Linked DNA regions of Homo sapiens: region 2 is linked to region 1. Evidence: read pairs that join two places in POLR2A ChIA-PET (ENCODE). Cell type or tissue: endothelial cell of umbilical vein. All regions are shown on one strand.

Evidence for each region. ChIA-PET counts read pairs that join two places held together with the same protein. Peaks named below come from ENCODE experiments on the same cell type or tissue, not always from the same donor. Only the 100,000 strongest peaks of a DNase experiment are listed, where the experiment ranks them.
Region 2: POLR2A ChIA-PET joins it to region 1 with 13 read pairs; 2 of 35 experiments call an interaction of 5 or more read pairs at or near these places.

Annotation. Positions count from the first base shown.
Region 1 is chr2:159,185,224-159,193,223 of GRCh38, reverse strand. It overlaps TANC1 (tetratricopeptide repeat, ankyrin repeat and coiled-coil containing 1), which reads right to left. Exons shown (of 27, transcript NM_033394.3): 15 at 7,325-7,433; 16 at 6,200-6,322. It overlaps MIR6888 (microRNA 6888), which reads right to left and starts at 6,389; the gene lies at 6,323-6,389. RefSeq lists a cis regulatory region at 7,537 and an enhancer at 7,453-7,622. In endothelial cell of umbilical vein, a CTCF peak has its summit at 7,714 (motif pointing right); DNase peaks (open chromatin) are centred at 4,523 and 7,723; H3K27ac peaks cover 1,612 bases.
Region 2 is chr2:159,094,438-159,102,437 of GRCh38, reverse strand. It overlaps TANC1 (tetratricopeptide repeat, ankyrin repeat and coiled-coil containing 1), which reads right to left. Exons shown (of 27, transcript NM_033394.3): 4 at 4,604-4,801. Among named protein-coding and RNA genes, the nearest start is that of MIR6888, 88 kb to the left of the region's middle. In endothelial cell of umbilical vein, no CTCF peak of the experiment used is centred here; DNase peaks (open chromatin) are centred at 3,197, 3,847 and 7,847; H3K27ac peaks cover 4,443 bases.

The DNA.
Region 1 (8,000 bases):
CAAATACTGAGTGAAACTACTTATGAGATATATACAGTAATCAAATTCACAGACAGTAGAATGAAGGTTTCTGGGCCTGGGCACAGGGGAAATGAGAGTTGTTGCTTAAGGGATATAGAGTTTTGATTCTGCAACATGAAAAGTACTGGACATCTATCGCACAACAATGTGAATATTGTTAACACTACTGAATTGCAGACTTAAAAATGGTTAAGATGGTAAATTTCCTTTTATGTGTTTCTTAACCATAATTAAAAATAAAAACTAAACAAATAGCCAGGCAAGGTGGCTCATGCCTGTAATCCCACCACTTTGGGAGGCTGAGGCGGGCGGATCACCTGCAGTTAGGAGTTCGAGACCAGCCTGAAGAACAGGGTGAAAACCCCGTGTCTACTAAAAATACAAAAATTAGCCAGCGTGGTGGCGCACGCCTGTAATCCCAGCCACTCAGGAGACTGATGCAGGAGAATCGCTTGAACGCAGGAGGTGGAGGCTGCAATGAGCCAAGATTACGTCACTGCACTCCAGCCTGGGGGACAGAGCAAGACTCCGTCTCAAAAGCAAAACAAAAACAAAAACAAAAAAAACCTAAACAACTGCAAATTCTTGGGCCCCACCCCCTGATTTCTGATTCATTATATCTGGGTGGTACATTTTTAATAAGTTCCTCGTTGATATTGACACTCTTGGTTTGGGGAACCACACTTTGAAAAATCACTGTTTAACCTCAACAAAACCAGGAAATTCATTTTCCTGGTAATGAAGTAATAATTGTGGCTGGGTGCAGTGGCTCACAACTGTAATCCCAGTATGTTAGGAGGCTGAGGAGGGAGGACTGCTTGAGCCCAGGAGTTTGAGACCAACATGGGCAACATGGCAAGACCCCGTCTCTATAAAAAATGTTTTTAAAAAGAAAAAAATAGTCATGGTGTTAATAGTGAGATAAGGCCAAAAGTAAATACAAATACTTTATAGGGATGTGTTCCTAAAAGAAACAGAAAATATGGAAATGTCCACATGTGCCATGATTGTCCGCAGCATAATACTGCTAGAAAATAATGTGCTGCTTCCACTAATTACTATATCCCCCACTTAGTAATCTCCCTGGATCTAGGTATTGGGAAAAGCTTTTTATCTACAGGTTTTAAAATAAAATTACTGAACATACGCAAATTTTAGGTATAATAATATTTTTTTTTTCAGATCTTCAGATCATTAGATACAAATGATGCTCCTTTAACAGCTATTAAGATGCCCAGTGTGTTTCTTTCAATGGCTTACTTCAATGGTCCTGACCCACATCAATCACTGCCCCTGCCAAAGCCTGGCAGGTCCTCCACCTGCCCACTAAATGTGAAAACCACAGAGACTATCATTTATTGACTAGAGACACATGGGGATCATTAAAAGATACAGAGAGATGACAAGGCATAAAAACTTCATGGTATTTCAGTGATAGATGTCCACAAGAGTAGCTGACAAACAGAATATTTACAAACAAATGGGTCTGGAAAATTATACTACCAAGTAGTGAAACCATAACTCACAATGGCATAGTGACAGGTTAGAACCCCAGGTGTCAAATTTGAAGATGTCTTGGCTGCTGAAGCTTGAACCTCTGTGATACAGGCCTCCAGCTTCCTCTCTGATCTTCTCTGCAGAATCCTTCCCTCACTGCAGCCACCTTGGACCCAACACGTGCTGTGACAATGCCAAGCAGGGCCGGCCTCATGGTCTTTACCCCCTTTTAGTTCCCTGACTGGAATGCTCATTCCATAAATATAATCACTTCCTGCAGGGCTCTGCTCCAGTGCCAGGACATGGGGGAGAGGGTACCCTGTGCACCCAGGCCCTCTCTATCCCTCAGCATGCTCTGTTTTCCTGCTTAGTCCACTGCACCAGACACTGGTTCTACGATACAGAAGTTCACAGAGAAGAAAGGCAAACAGAGCCCCTCCATGGATGGGGATGACCCACACATCAGTTTCTTCACACTGCTGGGACTGCCATCTACATTTAAGGAAGAACAGGCCATGTGCAAGTGACAAGGAGCCAGCCAACCACCTGACCACCACCCCGCTGTCTACACCATCAGAGAGACCACTGTCTAGCCAGATCCAGGTGAACACCAACCCAGCCTCTAGGGTCTCGCTGTCAACTTGTACTTGTGGAGGAATGGATGAGAGATCAGAAAGGGTGTCCAGTCCTAACACTGCTGTTTCATGGGCAACTTCAGGCAAATGACTTAATTAATCCCCACCAAGCCTGCTCTACAGATCTATATAGGCTTGCTTTTTAAAAATGCCACCAGACTCTGATCTAATTCAAAAGCATTTTAAGACTGCATTATGCTACAACATTAATAAAGGTGTGGCTGGGCATGGTGGCTCACGCCTGTAATCCCAACACTTTGGGAGGCCGAGGTGGGTGGATCACCTGAGGTCAGGAGTTTGAGACCAGCCTGGCCAATATGGTGAAACTGAGTCTCTACTAAAAATACAAAAATTAGCTGGTTGCGGTGGCACACGCCTGTAATCCCGGCTACTCGGGAGGCTGAGGCAGGAGAATCACTTGAACCCAGGAGGCGGAGGTTGCAGTGAGCCAAGATCACGCCATTGCACTCCAGCCTGGGCAACAAGAGCAAAACTCCATCTCAAAATAATAATAATAAATAAAAATAAAAATAAAATAATAAAAGTGTTTTAAAAATCCCTTTGAGTAACAGCGTGGACAGAATCAGATTATGCTGAAGAAATAGGATTTTATTAAGGCCAATGAAACCAGTCCTCAGCAAGAGGAGTAGAGAAGATACACATCTGGAAATACACGCAATGCCACCAAGGGGCACACCAGACTCTGCTAGCCACAGGATGGGCAGGATCATTTGTAAATTCCCTGGATAATTTTGCCAGCCAGTTACATTCTGTCCTCCCCCATCAACCCCATACCTTCTTGAGATCCATGGGCCTAAAAAATGAAGGATTAAGTGGTGTGAGTTCTCAGCCAGCCCCCAAACTAACCTACTGTGTGATTTTCAGAAAATTCCTCAACCTCTCTGTGCTTTAGGTGCCACCTAAGAAAACAGCAGCATGCCATCCCATTCTATCTAACAGGTACTCTTTTGCTAATAATGGTGGAAGGTATACTTGGAGTACCATGATGAATCCCTTACAAGAGTTTACCTGGAAGGCATGTGCTCAGGGCAGAGGTTTCCTAAAGATGTCATCAATTCACACTTCCTCTGCTTCTGGGAATAACATTTTCCTTTGTCGGTGTAATGCTGTACGTATTTTTACCACTTAACCCTCCATCACCTTCCCCTAAACTATGGTTCTTAACCTTGATGCACACTGAAACCACCTGGGAGCTTGAAAGTTTCCAATACCCTGGCCCCACTCTTGGAGATTCTGACTTAACTGGGGCTGGGGCTGTGGTGCCCAGAGCTCCCAGGTGATTTTAGCTGGCAGCCAGGGCTGTAAACACATCAAGTGATAAAGGCACCTGCAGAGCAAGGGCTTGCTGAGTGTCAGGCGCCCTTCCAGCTGTGTGATTTTGGAAAGTATCAACTGCCCTAAACCTCAGTTTTCTCATCTAAAAAAATGAGGATAAAAGTTTCACTTCACTTGGTGGTTGTAAAGATTAAAAATCAATGTGTAAAAAAAAAAGTGTATGTATATATATGTGCATTAAGCATTTAGCACAGCACTCAGCATCTGTACATGTTAAATAAACATTAATCGATGTTATAATCAACCTTTCATGGAGTCTTCAGAAACGACAAGAACTCAGGTCCCTGACCTCTGGAAGGCACAGGAGGGAGCTCTGCCCTCCTGTCCACATCACCCTGCATGCCCAGCCTGGGCTGTTCACCAGCACAGAGCAGCAGGGACACCTCATGCCGAGATGAGGGCAGAGGTAAGTCACCTGCAACCATCACATCCTCAAGGTCGGCAGCTCCTGTTAACAAGCACCAACTGGCACATCCAAAACTTCCCAGGTGCCTACAGCAGAGCCACTGTTTCCAGAGATGAGGCAAAGCACTAACAACAATTCATGTAAACATAATAAATGCCAAGTATGTTCCCAGTACCTTTAACATCTCAGTAAGGTTTCTCATCACTTGAGAGACAGCCTCTTTTGTGTCTCCACTTTATAGGTGAGAAAGCCAAGGCTCAGAGGGAGTAAGGCCGAGCTGAGCGCTAAGCACAAAGCTAATGATGGTCACAGAGCAGCCAGGTGGCAGAGCAGCAGTCTTGGCTGAGACGGCACTGTGCTGAAGGAACCTGTTTAAATGATTCATCCTATAGATTTTCCCCCAACGATATGGAAATTTTCCGACCATGATCACAGAAGCCCTCCTTGGACAACACTCAGAAGTGGTGGTATCTCTCAACTTCTGGATTTAATGAAAACAGGAAAACAGGAAGGGAGCTGGGGATATGCGAGGCAATACGATCATGAGGACCAGAAGAGGCTTGGCCAGGGTGGCCATAGGGCAGCATCAGCATTCCCACTAAGTACACTGGAAGCTCACACAAGCACAATTGTTTTAAAATGTGTCCTTCCTGACTATGATGTAGGATATGACTGGATCTCCCGGCCAAGGGAAGTTGGGCCAAAGGCCACACCTAGCTCCTGTTCTCCTCTCCTTTCTGTTGTCAGCTGAGAAAAGAACTGCAACCTAAATCCTCCTGAGGCCACAGCTTGCGGCTGGCCACCAGTCCTATGAGATGGTACAACAAAACCACTGGCTGGATGGGACTCCAGTGGGCCAGCGGGGCCCAGGCTGGCCCCATCCTGGCCTGGCCACAGGAGACAACATGGTTAGAGACTGCTGGCATGCCACTGCAACTAAAATCCATCTACCAAGTAATCATCCCAGAGCAAGTCACTTTAATTTACCAAAGTGGCAAACTGCAATTATTGTTCAAAATGACATTCATTCCTGTATGACAACATTTAATACACTCTAAAAAAAGTTCCTTAATTGCATGCATAATTTAAAATTACTGTAATTTGTTCAAGATCCTGTGAAAACCGTTTTCCCCCCTTGAAAGATAAAAGAAACAGAAGGATAATGAAAAGACTTAAGATTCTATAACCACATTATAGAAATAATTTCGGAGATGGTGTAGATGTAGGTGACACTGGAGTTTTACAAAACAAAGTAAAAATGATTAACTCTTAAAATCGCACATACGTTAAAGAGCAAAGTTTATAATCTCAGGAGGGCCATGCTCATTACACTATTATGCAGTACCTTTAAATTTACTGTCTTAAAAACTTGTACTCAACAGATGTTTCCCATTTACTTATTTCCATATTAAAATAAATTCTATGCCCAGAAATTCATTAACATATGAAAACATATTGCCATTTTTATTCTCATCTTTCTTATGATTATAGAATTTTATTAGTTATGGAGAAGCCGAGAGATACACTCTTAGCTGAAATGAAAGATGAAACAATGTGAGTGATTCGGGGGGAAGACCTGGCTCCCTAAACTGACCCAGGGCTTCCACAGGCAGCCGGGTACATCAGGGCCTGAAGCTGAAAGGCCTGGACACTGTCTCTGTGGCCTTAACAGGCTGCTTGGCCTCTGTGTGCTTCAGATTCCCAGGCTACATGAAATCAGGAAGAAAAATCTACCTTAAAAAGCTGAGTGGAACATCATGACATGAAAGCCACTGACCAAGAAGTGAAGAAGCTCTTGGCTCCACAGAAGGCCATGCTGATACCCTTTCCATAGGCAGAAATATGGATACATGAAACCTCGATGTTTGTTTTTCTGTGTACTTATCTCTATGCATCACCCATCCATGCTTAATTTCCCATGAACTCTGAAGAGATGGTCCAGATTAGTAACGCAGGACACTTAAAAAATCCGTTTTCCCTAGAAATCTCTCTGATCTTTGATTTCTTTTGTAAATTGCTTCCTTATCACATCTGCTGTGAAACAGTCACCACATGTGCTCAGAGCAGCCCTGACCACCCACATCTTCCTGCCAAAGAAAAGCTAAACTTCTGGAAGAACGAGTAATACAGCACCCAAGCCCGTGTGATCAGGGAAGCACATCTTTAGAAGCTCCTCTGCGTCCTCTCACCACCACCCAGGGCAGAGGGAAACAGGGCTGTTGGAGGAACGGCCAGCAGCCGGCCAGGGCTGGGTCTCCGGCTCTCTGTGCAGAAGGTTGCTCACCTTCACGTTGGGAGTATAGAGATTCCTGAGAGAGGCCAGGGCGGCGGACAGCCCCTCGGTGCTGTAGCCGATCCACAGGGCTTGGAGATGGCTTGAAGAAATTCCCGTCTTCTTACTGAGGCCCTGGAAACAATCGAGACAGATCTTGGAAACAATCAGAGACAGATCTGCCTGAGCATCTCCTTCCCACCTGCAGGGTCACTCTGAAAGTGGGTCTGCCGCAGAGGGTGCAGATACCTGCAGAAGGCACGGGGTCACACACAAAGAATGCCTGGACATGCGAGCTTTCACTACCTGAAACCAAGGGTCAAGGAACCAGCCTGCCTTCACTAGGTTAACTTTGTGCCTTGGGAGAGAGATGGCAGATGAGAGTTTCTCTTTGAGTCAGAGTCTTGCTGTGTCGCCCAGGCTGGAAGTGCAGTGGTGCAATCTCAACTCACTTCAACCTCCACCTCCCAGGCTCAAGTGATTCTCATCCCTCAGCCTCTCAAGTACCTGGGATTACAGATACATGCCACCACTCCCAGCTAATTTTTGTATTTTTAGTAGAGACAAGGTTTTACCATGTTGGAAGTAAATTAGAGGAAGAATAAATGACAGAATTAGAATATCACCATCTGAGCCCTGCAAGGTGGAGCGTGCCTATAGTCCCAGTTACTTGGGAGGCTGAGGCGGGAGGATGGCTTGAGTCCAGTAAGCTATGATCCCACCACTGCTCTCCAGCCTGGGCAAACACAGTCAGAAAGTCCAGGTGGTACAAAATCACACAGGTCAAGAAACTCAGGTTCTCGAACAAATCAATAATAAGGAAACAAAAAGTAATGAACAAAGTGGAACCTTTAGATAAAAAGAAACTTATCAGAGATTTAAAGGTGGAAAGAAGTAAAACTTAAGCACAGCACTCTGATATACACTTGAGCAATCAACTATAGCAAAATGCAAGGAAATGCCCAGGCTGAGTCAGAACAGCGGTTACTTTTGGAGAGGGGAGGCAGGAGGAGGTTGCATTTGGGCTGAGGTGCATGGAGCGTTTCTTGGATGGCTGACAGAGCTGTCTAAAATCTCCAAAGCAAAACCTCAAAATGACAACAAAGAAACCCTTCCCCAAGTTGGTGTGCATCTCACCTTGAAAATGTGCGCCTTCAGGATGTGGTGGCCAAGCTCCATGGTCTGCTGGCGGTTCAACTTGCCCTCCTGACGCGAGAACATGAATGCCAAGAGCGCGTGCCCGTTCCTAGGGGAAGGAATACAAAGGCTCACAGCAGAAGAGCCCATTCCACCACACCGCAGACCCACCCTCAATTCACCACCCATTGCCTTAGTCACTGATTTATGCCCGTGACAAAGATGTAAACTCCGGGAGGCTAAGGGTCTCATCTGAGTCATAATGCCTAGCAAAGTGCTGAGCACTTGGTGAACACTCAAATGTGTTTCTGGAATGCATGCATGAATAGACACAGAGCACAGAACCATCCCTGGGCCTAGCCTTCAGGTCCCCTCAGGATCACCACCACTAGGGGTAGACAAAGGACAAGGTCTCACGTGGGAAGGAGAGAAAAGCCAGGCCGTGCTAGGTGACAGCTCATGATCAAGAAAGCAGAGAATTCTAGGCTTGGATGGCACACAAGTCCTTGTGGTGAGAAGAAGGCTAAGGCATCTAAGTGGGTTTGCTGTGGCTGGCACATGGTGGACATCCAGCCAACAGCACCCATTTCCCTTTTGTGAAGGTACCATCCTGCCTATTTTCCTGCCCATTTCCCTTTTGTGAAAGGGCCATCCTGCCCATTTGCCCTCCATGTCC
Region 2 (8,000 bases), 91 kb after region 1:
GGCATGGTGGTGCATGCCTGTGGTCCCAGCTACTTGAGGCTGAGGTGGAAGGATCGCTTGAGCCCAGGAGGTTGAGGCTACAGTGAGCCTTGATAGCACCACTGCACTCCAGCCTGGGTGACACAGCAAGACCTTGTCTCAAAACAAATAAAAAAAACTTAAGTGACACAAGCAGCACACAAGAGGGTTACATAATGTGGTCTCAGGTTTAGGTGGAGCAGATTTTTTTCAAAAGACTAGAAGAAAAGATGTTCACAGTAGTTCTTTTTCGATGGGATTTCCAGATTTTCTACAAGAAATACTTGCGGGTTGGGGGAGGGAGTGCCTTCGCAGACATTAACTCATGGTCCAAGAATCAAAGAGACAATATGGCTTCTACTCCACAGCCTGTCAATTTAGTGGTTTTTCCCTTAACAAAACAGGCAGAGAAGTTTTCAAAACTGCTACATCAGCTATGTCCACTGTGAGACAGAACTGGAACTGGAATCGGCAGAAGCGGAAGTGGCCGGCACTCTCCAGTGTCTCCATACAAGGAGTAGGGCAGTATCGCCCACTTGTCACCATCTGCTGTCTTACTCCATCACAGCATTTCAAAGGGTTGCTTCTCATTCATTCATGATGTTTTGATTGTTTGATAATGGGCCCAGAGTGATCTGGGAAAATAAATGCAGATACTTTATAAAGTATCTAATGATATTACTAATAAATCACAGGAAATGAGCTTTTCTCTTCTCTGGAAAACAGCAGCACACATTACAAATATTGATGAATTCTTAATCCAAAAAGACTTGCAACTGCCACAGAACTACTTTAATGGATGCTGGTCCTTGTTTTCATTAACAGAAAATATATTTACCATTAAAAACAAAAGTTTTGAAACAATACTCAGAAAACAATCTTCTAACAATGAAAAAAAAAACCAAATAAATGGAGGAAGGTGGCAGAAGAGTAAATAAAAATAATAACCTCAATATGAGTGGAAAGTAAGAAACTCAATCATGTAACATGCAGGGTCACATTATTGCAAGGTTAATTAAATTATCTCTGGCCCACAGTTCCCAAGATCCAGGAAGTAATCATCAATTGTATTAACATACATATTTTTATTATTACAGGCTGTGTTGTTCAGAGTGTCTTCTTACAGGGGTTTGTAGTATTTGATCCTTGCAAGAATAATTGTTCCAGTCCCTAACAGTTTCTGGATTAGCATCAATTAGTGAAGAGTTTCTATACAAACAACTGAAACAAGTTTGGTTTTTTTGTTTTTGTTTTTTAACCTTGAACAAGAGAGGAATTGGCAGGGGTGGGGGGCATCTTACAAATCAGAACAAAAGTCATCAAGGTAGTTTCGGAGCACATGTCTGAATGATGGCACGACCCTGGAGCATGACCCACTGTGGGGCCAGCGTGGAAGGAGAGGAGGGGAGTGGCTCCATACCTCTGGGTGCTGCAGACACACTGTATTGACTCTATCATTAGCAGCAACAGTGCTAGCTTTTAAAATAGATGAGTCTTTTTAAATCCAGTACACATTCACAACCATATGTCAGTTTTTTTTTTAAATTATTAAAACCAGGCAGGTAGAACATTAGAGCTCTGGATACTTTTACCAACAAAATGGTTTAAGCAGAAATCTGTGTTAGACACTGAAAAAAAATACTGTTCATCATTTGATGTATTGAGTCACTGCCATTTTTAAACAGCATCTCTGCCCTAAACTTTTCCAATTAAAATTACCAAGATAATGAAGCCAAATTACCACTGTGAGACACTAATTTGCTGTACAAATTTGGGCAGTGAACAAGCACTGCTCCGTTAGAGATGTATCTGCTTAGTTTATTTAATTATCATTTGGACCAAAAACATCTAATAGAGAGAACATCCCAAATCCACCAGAAGCTTGTATGTTTCAGAACTATTAACCTTCTATTCTAAGGCCTTGCAAAGAATTTAGCAAAAATAAATTTCATTCCTATGGAGAAAAACTTGAGGATATTTTCTTGAAAAAAGACAAAAACTAATGTGGTCCACACACATATAAGGAGACATGGCTTCATCAGGGATTCTTCTGCCTCCATGCCTGTAACCTCCATGAAACCTTTCTGGGTAGCCACACTCTCCAGGCTTGCCATGCCATTCAATCCCACCTAAAGTCCCACTAAAACACTGAATTTGTGAATAAAATTATATCTGACATGCAGTCTTCCCTGAAGTCTCTCAGGTTTTCCCCAGTCCTAAGGCCCAAGCAACATTAATTCATTTGCAGTAGCACAGACTATAGGTAGGCAAATTGTACAAAAGGTCAAATCTCTGCACTTGGCATTACCTTCAACAGAGATCCCTTAAAAATATCGATAGTTTCTGAATTATCTCTATTATCTATTATATAGAGATGAGGTATAAGACATCTTGTTTGTCCTCAAGCATCAGACAGAGGAAGCACATAATGTTTTTAAGAAGAAAAAACTACTCAGTGATACTTTTAAAAGCATAGTAGGGCAGACTTTATTCAGGACCATCTTAACACATATAGGGACCAATGCAGTAGGATTTTGCAGTTAGGGAAAGAGTTGATTGAGCTCAACTCCAAATACCGCATGGGGAAGTGGGAATTTATAGCCAAGGAACAGGGTAGGTATCGGTGCATGAAAAATTACTAAGAGGCAACATCAGGGGTAGGAAGGCAATTCTTGTTAAAGACAGGTCAGGGTGACCAGATGTCACCTGGAAGATGGTGGAGGATGAGGAATCTAATCAGATTTGGGTGGGGGTGGGGAGGCGTTCTTGCTAAACTTAGTAGCATGCTTCTTAGCTAAACCTGGATTTTACAAGAAAATGTGTGCGCACACACACACACAGACCTAGGAGAAAGTTCAGGAGCATGACTACAGTGTAGCCAAGCAAAGTTTTTTTGTTTTGTTTTGTTTTGTTTTTTTTTTTGGTCAATATACCCACTAATTCAGGGGAAAAGGACAAATGACGTACCTGATAATAAAGAAAAAGTAAAACACTGTGCATACTTTTTGGGAAGAGTAATTCCAATCAGGATAACCCAGTATGACAGGCAGTGTGGGAACTATGATTTGAAGGAAGAGAAGAAATGTGACAAAGAGATACAGCAGTGAGGGAGGGCAAAGAAGGAAGGACGGACATTCCAGGAACTTCCCCAAATACTGATAAACAGGTCAAATTCCTTGGCACAGGAAATTACTTCATACCAAAAAGGTTCCTGAGTTCCAGCTAATTAATGGATTGTAAACAATGTTGTCCTAAACCAGAAAATTCTGCAACAATAAAAGATTTTGGACACTCACAAATTCATAGCACCGTTTCTAACATTCAGAGCCTTTAAGGGTGCCCTCCTAATTTTACCCGCACATAAACCTCAAAGATCTACTAAATGAGTCAGCATAGGTGATCTCAAGTAATACAAATATTACCAGGAAATCAGAGAAACAGATACCATTTCACAGCCCTAGGCACATTTTTGATAGATTCTGAATATGTTTACATGTAATTGAGAAGAATCCTTACACTGGCATATGATCAACTGGGCCCCAAATTATCCGCCTTTTGTAAACACTCCACAAACCTTAAAAAAAAAAAATCCAAGAATTTTTAAAACTCAAGGTATCAGCATTTTAGAAAGGCTTTCCTCACATGTGAATCATAACCTCTCAAAGTTCTGTTTTGTTTTTTTTGGGTAATGTTAAGTGTAAAACACATTGATAGAGGGAAGCCAAAATACTTCCAAAGTATAATAGGAATAATCCAAAGTCTGTTTCCCCCACCCCCCTTTACAAGTCTGAGTTTTCACAAACAAACTTTATAGCTGTTCAAATGCTAGATGATGTAATCAAATGAAATACATCAGTATATACTAGGTAGTAATAAATAGACTATTGTCAGATGACATTTGCCTACATCCATAACCTTTAAACACACCACGTATGAGTTTGGATTACAGTCATGTGTCACTTAATGATGAGGATACATTCTGAGACAGGCGTCATTAGGTGATTTTGTCATTGTGCGAACATCCTCAAGTGTACTTCACAAATCAAGGTGGCATAGCCTACTATATACCTAGGCTATATGGCATAGCCTATTGCTCCTAGGCTACAAACCTGTACAGCACGTTACTATACTGAATGCAGTAGGCAACTATTAATGTAGTGGCAAGTATCTGCATATCTAAACATAGAAAAGGTACAGTAAAAACACAGTATTATAACCTCATGGGACCACCATCATACATGCAGTTTGTCATTGATCAAAAGAAACATCATTAGTCGGTGCCATAACTGTATAGTGCTCCTTAATTCATCAGCAAGAAAACAACAAAATTGCTGGTTAACATCAGTACTGATAACAAAATCTTTAATCTTTATAAAAATCTAGCCTGGTAGTCCAAACAGGATGAATCTATTAAAACCATACTTTTTCCTTAAATTAAAAAAAAAAAAAGATTTATTTCTTCTAGAAGATACTGCGACAAAGAAAAAACATTGTCCCAGAAGATTTCTCATGGGCACTAGTTTTGCTTATTTTCAATGCAGGTACTACATATATAACCAAGGCAGCTCCTTCATTGCCTGTTTACCTGGGGATTTTTTGTTCACTCTTGATTGCACCAAGTGAGACTGTCGAGGCAGCAAAGGTGAGGAAGGCAGAGACATCGAGACACCTTTGGCCAAGCTCACCCTATAGGTGTCCTCTGCTGTGGGAAGACTGCTCACAGGAGAGTCAGCACTGTGGTCAAGGTGCAGGACTGGAGAAGTCTCTGGACCAAAGTCACTTCCTAGAGTAGAGAGAGAATACTTAGGTTAAACCATCCATTCATTATAAGTTGATGCAAATTTAACTCCTATAAACTATATTCTCAGAATATAATTCCCACATATCAGATGTGTGTATTGAATTTTTTTAAATGACTTTTCCCCCACTACTCTTGAAACTTTTTACCCTGTGAGGGAAAACTCAAGCATCAGTGAACTCTGCTCCATGTGCCTTTCTGCACTACCCTAACTGATCTGGTTTCAATCCCTAACAAAGGATCCAGGAAGCCACTGATCTGGGATTAGATCAAGGTCAAGTATGAATGATCCACAAGAAGCTTTGATCTCAGAAAAGGAAAAGGAGAGGGCTTACTAGCCTTACATGAGTATCAGTAAAACAGATTCAGATACCAACCCTTCCAGAACTCCCAGGCCTCCACTGCTCCTCTCTAATAAGAAAAGACTAAGTGAGAGTGTAGTCTACATCCACATTCCTCCCCAGCACCATCCCTTGGCTCCCATCCCATCTACTCAACACTCCCCATGACACAGGGCCACCCTCCTAAAACTCAAACAGCCCCAAACCAGTCATGGGACTGGAAACATTGCTCACTTATTAGGCAGCTTCCGCTTGACACTCCACCCCTAAACAAGCTTGGGAACAAACAAGCTTACTATTAGGAAATTAAACATTGTTAAATATGGTAAACCCCAAGTTTCTCCTCAAAAAAACCAGTATGTCAGTATGTTCAGCTCTTATTCTTTGATTCTCCATTTTAAAGTTTAACTTCCTGGTTCTCTTTGGCTTCTCGCTTCTAGTTTCAGTCAACAACTTTCCCGCCAATCCTAATTAGTAGTTCACGTCTGTTCCCTGGTTACCTGCTCTGTCCTGACTCATCCCGGTCACCTGCTCTGACCTAAGTCACCTTTAGTTACCTGTTCCTCACCGTCCTTCCCACCAAACCCCGCCATTCTGGCTCATGCCCCTGCCCTCTTTAAAACAGTCAGTCAGAACTAGCTTAGACTGTGTGGTCCAACCCTAGCCAATAGGGGAACAACACAGCAGCAGGGGCTACCTGCGTCAGGAATAAGAACTCCTGCCCCTCCCCTGTCCAGGTGTGCTCTCGCCATTGTTCCATCTGTGATGAGCACCCTTTCTGCAGAAAGTAAAAACTGCCTTGCTGAGATAATTAAATTTATGTTTGAGTGCTATTTCTTTGTGGCACCAGGGAACAAGCATTTCTAACAACATTCTAGGGTAGACAGAACCTTAAGAAGCAGAAAGGATGTAATCACAATGTTAAAAAATATATACAAGAAAGAGTATCTTGGCTGGAACTAGTCTCCCAAAAAAAAAAAAAAAAAATACAGCCAGTCCTCATGTATTCAGATAACACATTTTCCTCTGACTGCTTCTTCCCACCAATCACCTTCCCCGCTCGTTAGTATGTACTAAGATGGAACTGAGGATGTGCAGGGAAAGAATGTAAATCATTACCTGCTTCTTAAAAAGCATCTTCAAACTCTAAGTCACAGAGAGCAGAATTTGAAAGATGTATAAACTTTCCCACAAGCACACCAGTCTCTATGACAAAAGCTATCCAACCAGTCCTTGCCACGCCTTCCTGGCTCCAAAAACAAACCAAAAAAACCACACATACACACACACAATCAAAGACCAGATTTTAAAAAAAGAAACAATGAAAGCTGCCTAGCTAGGCAGGAACTAAATTCTGCAGATTTTTGTGTACAAGGCTCAAAGGGGATACAAACCAGACCATCAAGTTTCAAGTGGTATCACTGTGCTTGTTTTTTGTGTTAGGAGTCAAGAGGAAGTAGAGTCACCCCCTCCATATAGGACATATGCCTTATATGAGACATATAGGACAGGTACATGCCTTACTTTTTTTTTTTTTTTTTTTTTTTGAGACAGTCTTGCTGTGTTGCCCAGGCTGGAGTGCAGTGGCACGATCTCGACTCACTGCAACGTCCACCTCCTGGGTTCAAGCGATTCTCCTGCTTCAGCCTCCTGAGTAGCTGGGATTACAGGCGCCCGCCACCACACCCGGCTAATCTTTGTATTTTTAGTAGAGACAGGGTTTCACCATGTTGGTCAGGCTGGTCTTGAACTTCTGACCTCGTGATCTACCTGCCTTGGCCCCCAAAGTGCTGGGATTACAGGCATGAGCCACAGCGCCTGGCCAGCACATGCCTTACTTTTAAAGGGAACTCACAGCAGAGCAGTGAACAGAAAAGCCCCACAATGGGCATGTCAGCAAAGTCAGATAATTTTAGTCTCTCCTGGGTTACCTATGCATGGACGGTTTTTATAAACCTGGGAAACTAAAGATTTATCACTCACTGCCCAAATGACTGGCATTTGAAGAAACAAGACAGATCAGAAAACTCACTAGGGCTGGGTGCAGTGGCTCATGCCCATAATCCCAACATTTTGGGAGGCCGAAGCAAGCGAATCACGAGGTCAGGAGTTCGAGACCAGCCTGGCCAACACGGTGAAACCCTGTCTCTACTAAAAATACAAAAAAAATAGCTGGGCATGGTGGTGGGCACCGGTAATCCCAGCTACTTGGGAGGCTGAGGCAGGAGTATCACTTGAACCCAGGAAGCAGAGGTTGCAGTGAGCCGAGATCACACCACTGCACTCTAGCTCGGGCAACAGTGCGAGACTCCATCTCAAAAAAAAAACAAAAAACAAACAATAAAAAAACACCTCTCACTGGCGTTACAAAAATAAGGACATTCATGCAAATGCCCAGGACAAAGTTCTGTCCTCAAGGGAGAGAAGCAGACAGGAGTTAGAGGCCTTTCCTCCTAGAGGCTGTGTGGACAGCAGTGGCCCCCAGGCTGGCCCCCACCCCCCCCCCACACACACACAAGCTTCATCCACCCTCTTTTGCTAGCTAGCACTGTAAGATACCATTGTCACCAATCCCCAGAACCACAGGGGCCAGTCTTATAGCACTGTGCATGAGTCTGGAATCTTTGAGAAACCACCTCGAGGCTTTCGGCCAGGTCACGAGTTTTCCCAGCTGCTTTCCCTTCAACTGTCTGGCGAGGAAACAGATCTTAAGGCAGAGCTAGGCTGCACCATGATGCCAGCGCGCAGTGGAGCCGGATGCCCTCTGACCCGACAAACTTGTAAAAGCTGAGGGATGGTTGTTTTCTCATCACCACCTCACTCTCACACTGAGAATGCAAGCA